3 separate regions of the Mus musculus genome follow, and regions 1 and 2 are each linked to region 3. A link is a loop called in an ENCODE intact Hi-C map of the cell type or tissue named here. Cell type or tissue: left cerebral cortex. All regions are shown on one strand. Links, peaks and the distances in the headings refer to the core of each region. The heading gives the core; the rest is flanking DNA.

Region 1 (5,511 bases), core at 1-5,000, 92 kb before region 3:
AAGCTGCTCCCCGGACCCGTCCATCACTGCCGCTGCCTCTCGCCGGGTGCGCCCCGGCGGCTGCGGCGCACCACGGTCACGTGACTGATCGTGGACGTGCGGCCCTCACGTGGGTGCCCCGCAACATGGCCTCCGCCCCGCAGGACTAGTCACGTGATCATCATCGCTCGCTGCAGGGGCGGGGCCGCGGGTACTAAATGAACGCATGCGCGGATCGACCTTAATCCGAACTGATGCCCAGAGTTGGTTGTTTCCCCCCCCGCCCCCATTATTTCTTCTTCCCATAGATTCATGGTAGAGAGCACTAAGGAGGTTAAAGCAGAATTGCCGCAAGTTCAAAGCTTGCCTGGGATATGCTTGTCATCCCAGCATTGAGAGGCTGAGGCAGGACGGGAGTATTGCCTCGAGCTCAAAACCAACCTGCACTATAAGAGATTGCTCCAATCTGGGGAGAAAAAAAAAAAAACCAGTTGACCAGAGTGATGGTCCATACCTCTGATAGAGTGAAGCAAGAAGATTGCTAAAGAGTTCGAGGCAAACCTGGATAAAATAGTTTGAGTCCAAGCTGCACCATTAAGTAAGAATCTATCTCAAAACACAAAAACAGGCTGTACGTGGTGGCTACAACATCTTTAATTTCAGCCTTGGGAACTACAAGCAAGCAGATGCCTGTGAAATTGAGACATCCTAGAAGCAGTCCTTCTAGGCTCCGCCCCATAGTTACCTGGCAACAGTCAGGTATGCCTAGCCTACTATATAAGGACTGTTTGCCCCCTCCTCGCTCTCCTGCTCACTTACTTACTTGTCTTATTCTCTTACTTCCTGCCCCTTCTCTCCCTGCCCTGTTTCTCCTTCTCTCCTCTTCCCCGCCTTCCAGGTGTTCCTGGAGGGCCTCTTCTCTCTCCACTACTTCTCCTCCCCTCCTTTCTCTCTCTCTCCTCCTTTCCCAACTCTACTTCCCATGTCCTAAATAAACTCTATTCCATACTACATCATCTGGTGCTACATACTACATGGCCGGTACTTCAGGAGGAAGGGATTTCTCAGTGATGGGCCCTCTGAGGTACCCTTCTCACCTCACCATACCTCACTCATACCTTACAAAACACAAGTCTACATAGCAAGTGACAGGTCAATTAAGTTAGATACTGAGATCCTTAATCAAAACAAGAAACCGGGAGGAAGATGGGAGTTGCAAAGAGACCCTGGTATGGTGGCCCATACCTGTAACCCCAGAACATGGAAACCTATGAAGAATTGCTGTGAATCTGAAGCCAGCCTAGGATGCCAAGCAAAAGGAAGAGGAGGAGGAGGAAGGAGAAGAGGAGGAAGAAGAAAAAAGAGTCAGATGGTGGTTGTGTATGCTTTTAATCCCAGCCCTCAGAACGCAGGAAGGTAGATCTCTGAGTTCGAGGTCAGCCTGGACTACAAAGCCAGTTCCAGGACAGCCATGGCTACTTAGAGAAACCCTGGTTTGGAAAAAAAAAAAAAAAGAAGAGAAAGAAAAAAAAGAGAAGAAGGAGGAAGAGGAGGAATAATGTGAAGTAGCAGCAGGCCAGGACAGACACTCTGGAGTTTTCTAGCAGGAATTTATCAGTCTTCTGAGGGTGTCTGAGACCTGAGACCCAGGGGAAGTTTTGAGCAGGGGAAGGGTAGAGTTATCTGGGTGTCAGAAAGTCTCTTGGCTTGAGTCCTCTGTTGAAAAAGCTCTGAAAGCACCCAGAGTTTTTGTTTGTTATTTGAAACAGCTTCTGTGTAGCCCTGGCTGTCCTGAAACTCAGTCTGTAGACCAAACTGGCCTCGAACATAGAGAACTGCCTGCCTCTTCTTCTGTGTGGGGATTGAAGGTGTGCACCACCACGGGCAGCTCTCCTTTTTCTTTTCTTTTCCCTTCTTTTCTTTTCTTTTCTTTTCTTTTCTTTTCTTTTCTGTTTTGGTGGGTTTTTTGAGACAGGGTTTCTCTGTATAGCCCTGGCTATCCTGGAACTCACTTTGTAGACCAGGCTGGCCTCGAACTCCGAAATCCGCCTGCCTCTGCCTCCCCAGTGCTGGGATTAAAGGCGTGTGCCACCACACCCGGCTTTCTTTTCTCTTCTTTTCTTTTCTTTTCTTTTCTCTTTTTTTAACCACTGGGTTTTATTATGCTTCACAGCACTGTAATTAATTTTGTGTGCAGTGTTTTCGTTCATTGCTGGTGGCTCTCACCTACCTTGGTTTCCCAAGAAGACTGTATTCATTTGTTCTCAATTCCCTAGAAACTAGCACACTGCTTGACACATGGTGATCTCCAAATGTATCCTTTAATGCCTGGCTGATGTACTAGAGACAGTGGCTGCCTTTGAAACTCAAGTCTTCTCAGAAGTCAGATATGTCCCTGGGCCTTGAGAGGTGTTTCACATGAAAATCAATCAATCAACATAGCTGGGCATTGCGGTGCATGGTTTGAAACCTAGCACACAGGAGGGAGATGCAGGACCATCTCTCTGAGTTCAAGGACAGCCAGAGCAGGAACGTCACACCAGCAGGGCCTAGCCACATCACATCCATAGTCAACAGCAAAGTGTGGTGAATGAATGTATCCAGGTCAATGCTGAGTTTACTTTCTCCACTCCTACATAGTCCAGAAGTCCCTGCCTAGGGAATGGAGTCACCCACAGTGGGCTGAGACTTGGCGCTTCAATCAACAAAGATAATTCCCACAAACAAGCCAACCTAATCTAGACTTTCTTCCCTTCATACCCTTTTCCTAGCCAGGTGTGGTGGTGCACACCTTTAGTTCCAGCACTCGGGAGGCAGAGGCAGGCAGATCTCTGTGAGTTGAAGGCCAAACCAGTCTCCATTGTGAGTTCTAGGATAGCCAGGCTGTTACACAGAGAAGTCTGGTCTCTAAAACCTGCCCTTCCCCCAAAGGATACTCTTCCTAGGTGATTCTAGGCTTTATCTAATTAACAACGATAAAAATCACAGCACAGGGGGCTAGTGAGATGGCTCAGTGGGTAAGAGCACCCGACTGTTCTTCCGAAGGTCCAGAGTTCAAATCCCAGCAACCACATGGTGGCTCACAACCATCCGTAACGAGATCTAACTCCCTCTTCTGGGGTGTCTGAAGACAGCTACAGTGTACTTACATATAATAAATAAATAAATCTTTAAAAAAAAAAAATCACAGCACAAAAGAGGCCCTAGTTTTTATGCATGTATTATTGCAATCCAGCCTGGCTCTCAAACGTGTGACCTGTACTTTACCAAGTAAGCCTTCTCCCTATCCTTGTCTTCTCTGTGGTGTGTGTACACGTGTAGTGACAATTGTGGAATTTTGGCTGCGTTAAAAAACACAAGCCGGGGGCTGGTGAGATGGCTCAGTGGGTAAGAGCACCCGACTGCTCTTCCGAAGGTCCAGAGTTCAAATCCCAGCAACCAAATGGTGGCTCACAACCATCTGTAACATGATCTGACTCCCTTTTCTGGTGTGTCTGAAGACAGCAACAGTGTACTTACATATAATAATAAATAAATCTTAAAAAAAAAAAAAACACAAGCCGGGTGTGGTGGCACACGCCTTTAATCCCAGCACTGGGGGGGGTGGGGTGGGGGGGGGAGCAGAGGCAGGCGTATCTCTGAGTTCGAGGCCAGCCTGGTCTACAGAGTGAGTTTCAGGACAGCCAGGTCTACACAGGTCTCGTAAAACCAAAAAGCAAACAAACAAACAAACAAAACAAAAAACAAAAAAACCCACAGAAATATTTCAAGAATATGTTTTCATTTTAATCTCAAGGATGGGGTATGAGGCTCCTTTAGATCGTGTGGGGATTTTTAAGAGGGTCTATAAATGCTTGAGGCCTGAGAGGTAGGGTGGGTTGTTGATTGCTGATGGTCACAGCTTATTAAGTAGTCGTGCACAAAAAAAGGAACAAGAAGAAATTAGATATCCTGACATCGCAGATCAAATTTGAGTCTCTGATTCTCTGGTCTCCACCTCCCAAGTGCTAGCACACACCTTTATGCATAGTTTATAAAGTTCTGAGGACTGGGCCCAGGGCTCAGTTGTGTGCTAGGCAGGAACTCTACCAACTGACCTTCATCTCAGCCCCAAGTTTCCCATTTTCATGCCTTGACTGAGCTAGCATTGAGCCTCATGAGGAAGATATGACATCCAAAGTATAGTTGTCATCAGGACAATGGTTATTCGCCACCATAATAGAAGTTAAAAGGCAAAACACTGAATTGGAAGGTGTGGTTTTAGTTAAAGGTCTGTTTTATTTTTAGTTAATACATATGTACACGAGTGCAGTGCCCACCAAAACCAGAAGAGGGTGCCAGATTCTCTCCAACTGAAGTTAGCTCTGTAAGCCAGACTGATGTTCTCTTTAGAACAACCAGTGCTCTTAACTGCCGAGATGTCTTTCCAGCCCAAAGTTCTGTATTTTTGTTAAAGCTGAAACTATCCCATTGAAGCACTTCCAAGCAGGATGTAGTACACTTAGTATCTCTGTTTCCTGATAAGGAGACATCAGCCAGTTGAGAGGACATTGAAGAATGTAGTTTAGGCTCTGTGACCCACACACTTGCTCTGCTGTGGGCACTCACACAGGCTGTGAACTCCAGCACTCACATCCACAATTTGTTTGTTTTTTGAGACACGAGACAGGGTTTCTCTGTGCGGCCCTGGCTGTCCAGGGACTTCCTCTGTAGACCAGGCTGGCGCAGACCTCCACCTGCCTCTGGGATTAAAGTTGTGTGATACCATATCACCCAACATCACACCCAGACTTAATCAGTCCCAAGCAAGGGAAGCAAGCTCAAGGAAAGAGCAAGCATGATGGAGCTACCCTGGCAATATTAGTCACCAGGTATTCCAGATTTCTTCAAGGCCACTTTGGGTCTCTCATAGTAGGGTAACAGGTCGGTGGAAAATCACCCTGCCTCTGACCTGTCCCCGAACCAAGGACTTGGAAATCTTTACCCCATGACTCAGGGTTAATGGCCAAGCAATAATCCTGGCTAATCTGTACATCACCACTAGTGCACTGTGCATGCTCTGAAGACCCTACCCAAGCCTGCCCCTCTGCCCAGCCCAGGGCTGTCTCTGTTCTGGTCAGAGGTAGCTGCCGTTGTGGGTTTCTCCCCAAGAATCCTGTGTGAGGAGGAGTGTTGCATGGTATGACTGAGGTTCCCCTTGGCTCCCCATCACCCAGGTACCCTTGCACCAGGAAGCTCTTTCATTCATTCTTTCCAAAGAAGCAGCCTGGTGAGGCTGAGGCTGGACAGACAGGGTTAGGGGTTAACAGAGAAAACAAAGGCAAGATGACTTTCAGGAGCCCAGATGTCAGGGGCTGTGTGGGAACAAGAAGCAACTTTGGAACTCATGGAAAATGGCCCAGTGGTTAGCGTAATCACCGCAGGTGTGCCTGGGAGAGGCAGGGTCCCAAGGACTCCATGCTCTGAGGACTTGACTCTCTTATGGAGTTTCTCTCTGCTTGTTGCCCTTGAGGTCACCACTTTGCCCATAAT
Region 2 (5,511 bases), core at 1-5,000, 110 kb before region 3:
GACAGACACACTGACACACACACACACACAGACACACATACACAGACAGACACACTGACACACACACACATACACACACACACACACTCACACACAGACACACACACACACACACACACACACACACTCACACACACACACAGTAAGTTAATTAAGTTTCCTTACAGAGCTTGTGTGAGGGGTGAATGTGGGAAGGAGATGTTGGGAGGAGTGGCTAGAACCTCCAGAGAAGGTCTAACGTCCCCACCCCCACTTCTTTTTTAGTTCATTATTATGTTTATTCATTCATTTTCTAAATCTTTATTAATTTATTTATTGACTTTACATCCCAATTGCTGCTCCCCGCCCCGCCCCCACTCCTATGAGGGGGACATTAACAAGCAGGTCTTGGTTTTGAGAGTCACTTGCAAATCATTTTGCTCTGGTTAAAATGATAATAGAGCCAGGTGGTGGTGGTGCACGCCTTTAATTCCAGCACTTGGGAGGAAGAGGCAGGCAGGTCCATGAGTTCGAGGTCAGCCTGGTCTACAGAGTGAGTTCCAGGACAGCCAGGGGTACATAGAGAAACCATGTCTCAGAAAAAAAAAAAAAAAAAGTTGATAATGTTTGGGAAACTACCATGGGGTCTCTGTCTGCCAAGCTGAGCACCTGGCAGTCCTTACCTTAGCTCCCTGAACCTTGGAATCACACGCTGCTGCCATTGTATCTCACTCAGATCTTTCCTTACCACCAGTGGACACGGGCTGTGAGCTGGGTGTGGAGGCATACTGGGGAAGCCGAGGCAGGAGAGTTATCTATCATTCCACAGGCTGACTGAGCTACACAGTAAGACCCTGTCTCAAAAGCAAACCAACCAAAGAGCATGTGCACCTCTAATGATAACTGATGGGATGCAGAGGAGGAAGATTAGGAGTTCAAGGTCATCTTTGGCTACATAGTGGGCTCAGGGCCATCCTGAGCTACATAAGATTCTGTCTTTAAAAAGGGGGTGGGGCTGGAGAGATGGCTTAGCAACTAAGAATACTGTGTTCTAGAGGACCTAGATTTGCTGGGTATAGTTGCACATGCCTTTGATCCCTGTACCCAGGAGGCAGAGGCAGGTGGGCCTCTGTGAGTTCAAGGCCAAGCCTGGTCTACACAGTGGGCTCCAGGACAGCCAGAGCTATATAGTAAGACCTTGTCTCAAGAAAGACAAAAATAAGGGCTGGTGAGGTGGCTCAGCCGTTAAGAGAATTGACTGTTCTTCCAGAGGTCCTGAGTTCAATTCCCAGCAACCCCATGGTGGGGTTGTAATGGGAGCTGATACCCTCTTCTGGTGTGTGAAGACAGTGACAGTGTGCTCACATACATAAAATAAATAAATCTTTTAAAACAAACAAGCCGGGCATGGTGGTGCATGCCTTTAATCCCAGCACTCGGGAGGCAGAGGCAGGCGGATTTCTGAGTTCGAGGCCAGCCTGGTCTACAGAGTGAGTTCCAGGACAGCCCCAGGGCTATACAGAGAAACCCTGTCTCAACTCCCCCCAAAACAAACAAACAAAAAAACAAAGCCAAAAATAAAATAAAACAGCCATAAAAAACCCAGATTCAATTCCTAGCACCCATATGGCTGCTAACAGTCTAACTGTACTTCCAGGGGATCCAACACTCTTCTGGCCTCCACAGGTGCTTCATACACATGGCGCATGTATGTAGGCAAATCACCCATACCCATAAAAATTAAAAATTAATAAATCTTTGTTTGTTTGTTTGTTTTGTTTTTGTTTTTGTTTTTGGTTTTGGTTTATCAAGACAGGGTTTCTCTGTATAGCCCTGGCTATCCTGGAACTCACTTTGTAGACCAGGCTGGCCTCGAACTCAGAAATCTGCCTGCCTCTGCCTCCCGAGTGCTGGGATTAAAGGCATGCGCCACCACGCCCGGCTTCAAAATTAATAAATCTTTTTTTAAAAGATTTATTTATTTATTATATGTAAGTATACTCTAGCTGTCTTCAGACACTCCAGAAGACAGCGCCAGATCTCATTACAGGTGGTTGTGAGCCACCATATGGTTGCTGGGATTTGAACTCAGGACCTTCGGAAGAGCAGTCAGTGCTCTTAACCGCTGAGCCATCTCTCCAGCCCCAAAATTAATAAATCTTAAAACAATAACTACAACCAACCTCATGATCATGTCATAATCTAAAGCCGTGTCATGCACACACGAGCACACACACAGATACGAATCTTAACGCCGTGATGGTTAAGTAAAGTTATTTCTGTGAGCCAGCATTGGTTAGCGTTCCATAAATAAGTATCCTCTTTATCACAGGTTTCCGCAGATTCACTTTTCTAAGGCTCTTTGGTTCCTAGAAATGGGGGAGGCCCCTTGCGGGTGTAGCCAGGCGCGGTTGGTTTAGTTGCCAGCAGGTGGCGATGTAGAGCCATCTCTAACAGGGCAGGCTACTGAGTAGCCTTTTTTCCCCTCCCACCTTTGGTTCCTCAGCGGAGTGCACTGTCATGGGCATCCCCAGCATCTCCACCAACCTCTCCGGCTTTGGCTGCTTTATGGAGGAACACATCGCAGATCCCTCAGCTTACGGTCAGTGCAGAGGGAGGACAGAACATGGCGGGCGCTGGTCCCCATTTCAGACTCTTGTTATCGTTAACAAATCCTGATTCCTGCCTCTGTAGGCATTTACATTCTGGATCGGAGGTTCCGCAGCCTGGATGATTCATGCTCACAGCTCACCTCCTTCCTGTACAGCTTCTGCCAGCAGAGCCGGCGACAGCGCATCATCCAGCGGAACCGCACAGAACGGTTGTCGGACTTGCTAGATTGGAAGTACCTGGGCCGGGTATGACTGATTTCCTTTCCTAGGCCTCCTCTGGTTCTGTAGCCTTAAAGAATTGAGATAGGGCTGGGCGTGGTGCTGCATGCTTTAATCTCAGCCCTCAGAAGGCAGAGGCAGATGGATTTCTGTGAGTTCCTGGGCAGCCTGATCTACAGAGGGAATCCAGGACAGCTAGGACTCTGTTACACAAAGAAACCCTATCTTGAAAAATCAAAAAAGAGAGAGAAGATGGAGATAGCCTGATGTGGTGGTACAGAGCTCAGGAGACAGAGGCAACCTGGATACAAAGTAAGTTCCAGGACAGCCAGAGCTACATAGAGAAACAAAGAGGCTGGAAATAGATCAAAGTTTCCTGCTTATTGTAGTTGTTGTCTCTTTAAGCAAGTGATGTGAGGCTGAAGAAGACAGCTCAATGGTTCAAATCCCAGCACCCACATGGCAGCTCATAACTATGTGTAACTCCAAGATCTGACACTCTCACACAGACACACACACTGTCAAAACACCAATGCACAAAACAAACAAACAAACAAACAAACAAGCAAAAAAGAAACTGTTGTCAGAGCTAGAGACACAGCATTGGCTGCTCTTCCAGAAGACTAGGGTTCAGTTCCAGCACCCACATGGTGGCTCACAAACATCTGTAATTCCACTTCCAGCAGATTTGATATCCTCTTGGCTTCTGTGGGTACCAGACATACTTCTGATACCTAGAACACATGCAGATAAAACACTCATACACACATATTTTTTTTTAAATCCCAATATGATGATCCCTGTGATTTTAGCACTGGAAGGTAAAGATAAGAGAATACCTGGAGGAGCTGTCGAGATGGCCCAGAGGTTAAGAGCACTGACTGTTCTTCCAGAGGTCCTGAGTTCAAATCCCAGCAACCACATGGTGGCTCACAACCATCTGTAATGAGATCTGATGCCCTCTTATAGTGTACTCATACATAATAAATAAATAAGTCTTTTAAAAGAAGAAAAAGAGGATACTTGGGGCCAGGCAGTGGTGGTACCTAGCACTCTGGAAGCAAATCTCTGAGTTCAAGGCCAGCCTGATCTACATAGTGAGTTCAGTGACAGGCAAGGCTAGAAGGCAAGAAGCTCTGTCTCAGCAAACAAATAAATAAAAAAGAAAGAAAGAGCTAGGCGTGTTGGCGCACGCCTTTAATCGCAGCACTTGAGAGGCAGAGGCAGGTGGATTTCTGAGTTCAAGGCCAGCCTGGTCTATAAAGTGAGTTCCAGGACAGCTAAGACTACACAGAGAAACCCTGTCTCGAAAAACTGAAAGAAAGAAAGGAAGGAAGGAAGGAAGAAAGAAAGAAAGAAAGAAAGAAAGAAAGAAAGAAAGAAAGAAAGAAAAAAGGGGTACCTGGGATTCACTGGACAGCCAGCATCCTATTTATGGCAAGTCCCCGCCTCAAGAAACAAGGTGAAAGCCAGGTGTGGGGTTGTCTGCCTTTAATCCCAGCACTTTACAGGCATAGACTGTGAGTGCAAAGCCATCCTAGTCTACATAGCAAGACCTTGCCTCAAGGAAAAAAGGAAACAGAGAGAGAGACAGACAGACAGACAGAGAGACAGAGAAGCTGGAGAGATGGCTCAGTGTGTTTAGGAAGAGATCAGGCAGCACTCACATAACCTGGCATCTCAGAAACACTTGGAATTCCAGCTGCAAAAGACTGAATGTCATCTTCTAGTCCCCACACACAGGCACATGACAGCACACATCATATGTTCATATACATAAATAAATCTTACAAAACAAAATTCAGGATGAATTTTGCCTGAGAAATGACATCTGAAGTTGTTCTCTGGCCTCTGTATATAGACACATATACACACACACATACATGCACATACATACACACATACATGCACATACATACGCACATACATACATCAAAAATGAAAAGAGAGCAAGGTGTTAGAGTGCCCACCTTCAGTCTAAGCACTTGGAGACAGAGACAGGAGACAGGTGGGTCTCTGTGAGTTTGAGGCCAGCTTCTTTTACATTGCCAGGTCTGTAACAGCCAAGAGTACATAGATCCAGTCTCAAAAACAAAAAATAAATACATAAATGAATAAATAAATAAAAGATAAAAAAATCTAGAAATAGCATCTGGATAGAGTTCTCATTTGTGTGACCAAAAGAGTATTTGAGAATTCACCTGCCCTGTAGGAAGGTATGACTAGAGCATGGTCCATGCCTAGTTCACTTGGAACATTCACATTTGCACAGGAACATTTGCATAGGAGAGATGAGATAACTTTGCCCAGTGTGCTCATCTGTATAAAGGTATAGCAATTGGAGCCTGGCTCAAAGTTCAAAGCCAGCTAGGGGACACGTAGTAACATTCCCAACGCAAAACAGAAAATACAAGAAGGTGTGGCCATCGGTACCCACCAGCCCAGGTTTGTCATCCAGCTACTTGGAAGGATGAGGCAGGAAAGTCACCAGTGTTACCAAGTGAAGATTGCTGGGGACTCCAGCAGTGACGGGTGGAGAGCATGGCTCAGTGGTGGAGCAGGGGAGCTGGGCGTGCCTTTAGGTTTTAGACCCTTAACTATAATCCACCAGAGAAGTGGTTCAGTGGTAGAGACCCTGCCTCGTGTCCACCAGTAATGAGGGGTGTGTGGCTGGGCTTGTGTAGAAAAAATGTGGCTGGAC
Region 3 (6,098 bases), core at 662-5,661:
CTATCTATCTATCTATCTGCATTGTGCAAGTGTGTGTATTCACAATCAAGCATACACTCATGCATAGTACTTGTGTGGTGTTCAGTGCAACTTGAGGAATTCGGTTCTCTCTTCCCGCCATGTGGGGTGGAGCTCGGGTCATCAGGCTTGGCAGTAAGTAAGAGCACAGCTGAACCATCTCAGCAGTCCCTCCTCTGAACCTCAGTTTACCCCTCCCCAGGCACAGCCCTCTCCCTCCTGTTGTGTGTGTGTGTGTGTACTTGCATGTATGTCTGATCACCCCTTGCATGTCTGGTGCCTTCAGAGAGCAGAAGAAGGAGTTGGATCCCCTGGAACTGGAGTTACGGACAGTTCTGAGCTACCACGTGGGTGCTGGGAATTGAACCTAGTTCTCTGGAAAAGCAGCCGGTGCGGTGCGGTGCGGTGCGGTGCGGTGCGGTGCGGTGCGGTGCAGTGCGGTGCTCATAACCGCAAGCCGTCTCTCCAGCCTTCCTTAACACAGAGCTCACCCTCAGTCCTTGCTTTTTCTGCTGTGCGCTCAGGCTGTGCTCTCCACATCTCCGTGCCTCAGTTTCCATCTCTGATATGAGAACCATTCCCCTTTCTGTTGGGGATGCTGTAGTCAGTCCATAAAGGAGGTCAAACTGTCCCTTAGGATGTTCCCAGAGCCTGGGCAGTGCCTGCCTTGCTGAAGGCTGATGGCCCCAGGGCCTTGATGGTGAAAAGGACAACCCAGGTGCACTTTACCAGACTCTGTGGTGTGGCACTCTGGGAAATCTTCATCAGCCCAACAGCTGTACTATAGAACAGCCAGTCCCCATGGCAACGAAGGCTCAGGGAACACCTAGGGCCCTCTTGAATTCCCTCCAAAGATGGATGTGAAGAGGACAGTCCCTTGGCCACTGGGCTCCCATCTTAGCTGCTTCACATCACAATAAAGACTCAGAGTTGCCAGAAGCTCACCCTTAACTTACCCTTGTCCTCCTTTCCTTAGGCTGATGTTTATTCAACACCCGCAACGAACCACATTCCGTTATGGGGAGTGGTGTCTAAGCAGGGAAATTCACCTTCCACAGTGAGGAGAACAGATACTGGCTGGGGGGCTGGGGAGCTGGGGCCTGGCTCAACGGTAGAGCACCTACCCACAATTCCCCTTGAGTCCTAGAATGAATGACAGGCACGGGCCAGAATGCCCTGTTCTGCAGAGGCTGTGCAGCCTCCTCCCTTGGCTTTCTCCCTTGCCTTTGCCCTCCTTCCTCTAACCCCATCGTCCCTGCCCTCCCTCCCTCCCTCCCTCCCTCCCTCCCTCCCACCTTCCTGTCCTGGCCTCATCCTCTCCTTCCCTTTAGACCCACCTGCACAGCTGCCCGAGGAGACCTCTGCCCAGGGCTTCCGTCAGCTTCTGGAGGTGAACCTGCTGGGGACATACACCTTGATCAAGGTGAGACAGGCACAGCTGCAGTAGCTGTGTGCCCTTCAGTCCACCACACGCACATTGCTTTGTGCCCCTGGCTTCCTGTCTTTATTATAATACAGCCGTTTTCAGTCAGTGGGTTGTAACCCCTTTGGAACTAAAGATCCTTTTACAAGGGGTTGCCTAAGACCTCCAGAAAACAGATATTTACATTAAGATTCATAAGTGCAGTTGTAAAGTAGCAAGAAAGATAAGAGCCAGGCGTGGTGGCACATGCCTTTAATTCCAACACTCCGGAGGCAGAGGCCGGCAGATTTCTGAGTTCGAGGCCAGCCTGGTCTACAAAGTGGTGCCAGGACAGACAGGGCTACACAGAGAAACCCTGTCTCAAAAAAAAAAAAGAAAAAGAAAGAAAGAAAAGAAAGATAAGTTTATGGTTTTATGGTTGGGGGGGTCACTACAACATAAGGGGTGCAGCATCAGGAAGGTTGAGAATCAGGGTCTCGAAAGACACCGACCATCCTAGGTATGAGACAGACACAGTCCTCGTCCATCTGGGAAGCTACAGCCTCCTCACTATCTCCCAGAGCTTTCTAGGTTTGCTTTTGGGTAACAAAGAAGATGGTAAGAATCCAAAGATGAACCAGGCTGTGATGGGCTGGAGCAAGTGGGACTGGAGAGAGCAGGGCTGGAGAGAGAAGAAAAAGTGTCTGAAGACAGCTACAGTGTACTTACATATAATACATAAATAAAATTAAAAAAAAAAAAAAGCTCCTAGCGCTTAGAAGGCAGAGGCAGGCAGATCTCTGGGTCTCAGGCCAGCCTGGTCTACAGAGAACGTTTCAGGACAGCCAGGGCTACATAGAGAAACCCTGAGTTGAAAACAAAGAGAAAGGAAGGAAGGAAGAACCGGAAGGCGGGGCTGGGGCTCAGCTGGCAGAAGGTTTGCTCAGCAGCTTGTCGCTCTAGCTTGGATTTCCAGCGCCATGCCTGACGGTGCAACCTATGATCCCAGGAGATGGAGGAGGTGGAGGGGTCAGGAGTTCAAGGTCAATCTTGGCTACGGATTGAGGAAGGAAAAGAAGAAGGCAGGTTGTCTGTGGCCTAGGAGAGTCAGTAAGAATATTGGCTGCTGCTGATAGGCAGAGAGGGGTGGGTGGAGATGGTGTTACTGTGTCTAAAGGATCCAGTTTTTGTTTCAGGAGCGATAGGGAGCCATGGAAGGTGGATGAGCAAGAAAGTGATGGGAACTTCCTAATCATGTTCTAGAATGTTCCATGCCACACGCACTGACCAGCCCCAGCAGAATGGAAATCTCTCCCTCTGTCTTGTTTCTGTGGGCAACAGGCGTTGGTCTGTAGAGTGAGTTCCGGGACAGCCAGGGCTACATAGTGAGACTCTGTCTCCAAAACGCCACAAAAGAGAGGGATGTGTATAGGAGATATTTGGGACAGGAAGGGTTGTACTGTGTCCCTAGCATGCGGGAGGTGCTTAACAAAGGGCGCTGGGGAGTTCCCCTCAGCAGACTGGTCCGGTGAATGCCCTGGGGGAGGGGACACAGAGTTCTTCCACGTGCCTGTTTTCACCCTCAGAAAGTCAGCAAAGTAGATGCTCATGAGTGGGGATCAAGAGGTCCCCAGAGTCCCTGAGGTGGCTTTAGAAGTTGCTGGTTGGAATGGCCCAAGTGTCCCCTACCTGACTGGAAGCTTATTCAGTTGGTCGAAGAGCAGGCTCTGCATGCTTGAGTTTGGATCCCAGCATCTGTGCTTGTAATCTTAACCCTCGCTGGAGAAGCAGAGACTGGTGGGTCCCCAGAGCTCACTCGCCAACCCGCCTGCCAGAATTGATGAGCTTCAGATTCAGTGAAAGACCTTATCTTAAAACGGTAGACAGGCTTTGGGGAGACGGCTCACCTGTTAAGAGCATTGGACGCTTCAGGAGAACCTGGGGTCTAGTCCCAGAACTCTCCGTTTTTGAGGATCTGATGCCCTCTTCTGGCCTGCACAGGCACTGCACACATGTGGTTCCCAGACATACATGCAGGGAAAACACCCATGCATATAAACTAAAATAAAGATGTGAGTCGCTTGCATCCCACGCGCAACACAAACATTTGGGAGAACCTGGTTCGGGTTAGAGTAAACTGGAATAAGATAGAAGCTGGGTTAGGTGGTGAAAGCAGGGGCCCTCTGCAGCTGCCTAGAGTCACATCGGGAGATTGTCAGCCAGGGACATACCCAGGAAAGAGTCAGGGGAGTGGGACAAATATTAATTGAATAATAGCTCTGGACCTGGTTCAGGGAAGAGAGTAGGCAAGGGGCCTATCAGAGACTGCCATTACGGAAGGTGGAGAGGGTGTAAAGCTGACTGGCATAAGGGAGAGGGTGGGCGGGTGGTTCCAGAGTGTAAGGAAGAATGTGTGTGAGGTGCGAGAGGGACCTTCCCCTGAGGAGAGCAGAGAACCCCCATCGCAGAGCTGGGTTCAGACACTTCAGAGTCCTCTGAACGTCTCCTGTGTTTATGGCTTTTGACTTCCTGAGATCCAGCCGCACTTACTGTCTGTCGCTGGTCCCTTTAAGAGGAGAAGAGGGGCCCCAGTGGGCAGGGCTCCCTGTACTGGAGATGTTCTCACTATTGCAATATCAGTTACAGGACCAGAGGGCATGTGACTACCATGACAGTCCCCAGGGATCTCTTATTCCAAGGCAAACTGAGGAGAGTGTGTGGCCTGTGTGGCTTTCTCTGCAGGGAGTGGTCCAGGCAAGAGGCTCTGAAGTTGCAGTGTTGAAGATGGCACGGAGGAAGGGGGGAAGGGTGGATTTGGGGGGTGAACCACAGTAGGGATCCTCTTAGGTTCCTGTTCCAGGAGCCTCCTGAGGACCTACTCAGTGCTCAGTCATGTGTCCTGGGAACAGCGCCAGTGCCCACAGCAGTGGAGAACAGACTGGGCGTAGGGAAGTCATACAGGGAGGGGGCTCCAGAGAGCTGCAGGAGGTGGCAGGAAGCGGGACACATCCTGAGGCTTTCCCTGCATCATGCAAGGCATGATCACAGAGTTCTTTGTACAGCCCAGACACACCATCTCTCTCCCCCGAGTAAAACACTTCCTCCTAGTTGGGCTGAAGAGGCAGGGTTCTGTATGGTGTCTAGGTTTTCCTAGCTTGATGAGGACTGGAGATGGAATAGCAGATGAAGGGAGATAAAAGTCACAGAGACAGACAGACAGACAGACAGACAGACAGACAGACAGACAGACAGACACACACACACACACACACACACACACACACACACACACACACAGATCCCTTGATCCCTTGCAGAGGTGCTCAGACATACCATAGATGTGCCCCTATGCCTGTGCTCATTGAGATCCACTCACTAGACAGTGGTCACAGTCCCACACTTGAGGATGTTGGTGGCTGTTCTCCAGGACCAGTTGCAAATGACTGATCTATCCTCCCCATAGCTTGCCCTCCCCCACCTGCGGAAGAGCAGAGGGAACATCATCAACATCTCCAGCTTGGTCGGGGCCATCGGCCAGTCCCAGGCCCTTACCTACGTGGCCACCAAGGTAGGCCAGCCCCTCTTCTCTCCTGTCCTCTTGTAAGGGTTACAGCTCTGAGGGGAAAGGTAACCCTGCAGTTGATGTAGGGTAACAGCTTGGATGGTAAGCTATCCTGATGGTCAGGATCCTCCCTCTGCTCTGGTGAGAAGCAGGAGAGAACTGGGCAGAAGATGGGGTTTATGTAGAATTTCTTGCGGGAGATTTTCCGGGGTGGGGATTGGTGCGATTTCAAGTTGAGAGTTCGTTTCTACTCTGTAGGGATGGGGCTGGGCTAGATCCCACTGTTTAGGGCAGTTAGACTGTCCTTTGGGTGGGGCCTGGCATTTGGGGGACCTCAGGAGAGATGTGACCACTCACCTGCCTGTCTTGCCTGTAGGGGCTTACACCTTTCCTAGCTATTTGGGTTTCAGCTTTCAGCTTTGAGCCTACAATCCACCTCCTCTTTCTTTCTTTCTTTCTTTCTTTCTTTCTTTCTTTCTTTCTTTCTTTCTTTCTTTCTTTCTTTCTTGAACTCACTTTGTAGACCAGGCTGGCCTCAAACTCAGAAATCTACCTGCCTCTGCCTCCCATGTGCTGGGATTAAAGGCATGAGCCACCACTGCCCGGCTTATTTTTTAAAATAATTTATATTCTCTCTGTCTCTGTCTCTCTCTGTGTCTCTGTCTCTCTTTCTCTCTCTGTCTCTCTCTCTCTGTCTATCTCTATCTCTCTGTCTCTCTCTCTCTGTCTGTCTCTGTCTCTTTCTGTCTCTCTCTTTCTCTTTCTCTCTCTGTGTGTGTGTGTGTGTGTGTGTGTGGGTGTGGGTGTGGGTGTGGGTGGTAGTGGTCATAGAACAACTTGCAGGAGTCAGCTCTCCGCTACCACGTGGGTCTCAGGAACAGAATCAGGAACCTGGGCTTGGCAGCAAACACCCTTCCTTATCCTCACCAGTCAGATTGTATTTATTTTATTTATTTTATTTAATAATCTTTGAGACAGAGTGTCTCTGTATAGCCCTGGCTGTCCTGAAACTGTACAGCAGGCAGGCATTGAACTCAGAGTGCAGTAAAGTCATTAAAAACATACTTATTTATGTTTATTTTGAATATATGAGTGTTTTGCCTGCATGTGTGTATG

Evidence for each region. A loop is a pair of places that touch in the nucleus more often than their neighbours do. Peaks named below come from ENCODE experiments on the same cell type or tissue, not always from the same donor. Only the 100,000 strongest peaks of a DNase experiment are listed, where the experiment ranks them.
Region 1: a loop joins it to region 3, with 5 times the contacts of the local background. A loop is called at or near these places in 26 of 42 quality-filtered maps.
Region 2: it touches region 3 in a loop (2.7-fold over the local background); 15 of 42 quality-filtered maps call a loop at or near these places.

What each region holds. Positions count from the first base shown.
Region 1 is chr7:45,466,752-45,472,262 of GRCm38, forward strand. Bax (BCL2-associated X protein) reads right to left here and starts at 147. Exons shown (of 6, transcript NM_007527.3): 1 at 1-147. The coding sequence starts at 24. In left cerebral cortex, for the core only: a CTCF peak has its summit at 4,305 (motif pointing right); DNase peaks (open chromatin) are centred at 138 and 4,317; H3K4me3 peaks cover 667 bases; H3K27ac peaks cover 695 bases.
Region 2 is chr7:45,449,078-45,454,588 of GRCm38, forward strand. It overlaps Gys1 (glycogen synthase 1, muscle), which reads left to right. Exons shown (of 16, transcript NM_030678.3): 13 at 2,486-2,581; 14 at 2,674-2,837. Among named protein-coding and RNA genes, the nearest start is that of Ftl1, 8.1 kb to the right of the region's middle. In left cerebral cortex, for the core only: a CTCF peak has its summit at 2,403 (motif pointing right); DNase peaks (open chromatin) are centred at 2,454 and 2,706; H3K4me3 peaks cover 1,155 bases; H3K27ac peaks cover 835 bases.
Region 3 is chr7:45,558,032-45,564,129 of GRCm38, forward strand. Hsd17b14 (hydroxysteroid (17-beta) dehydrogenase 14) reads left to right here. Exons shown (of 9, transcript NM_025330.3): 5 at 1,350-1,441; 6 at 4,884-4,988. Among named protein-coding and RNA genes, the nearest start is that of Hsd17b14, 6.2 kb to the left of the region's middle. In left cerebral cortex, for the core only: a CTCF peak has its summit at 3,410 (motif pointing left); DNase peaks (open chromatin) are centred at 3,414 and 4,024.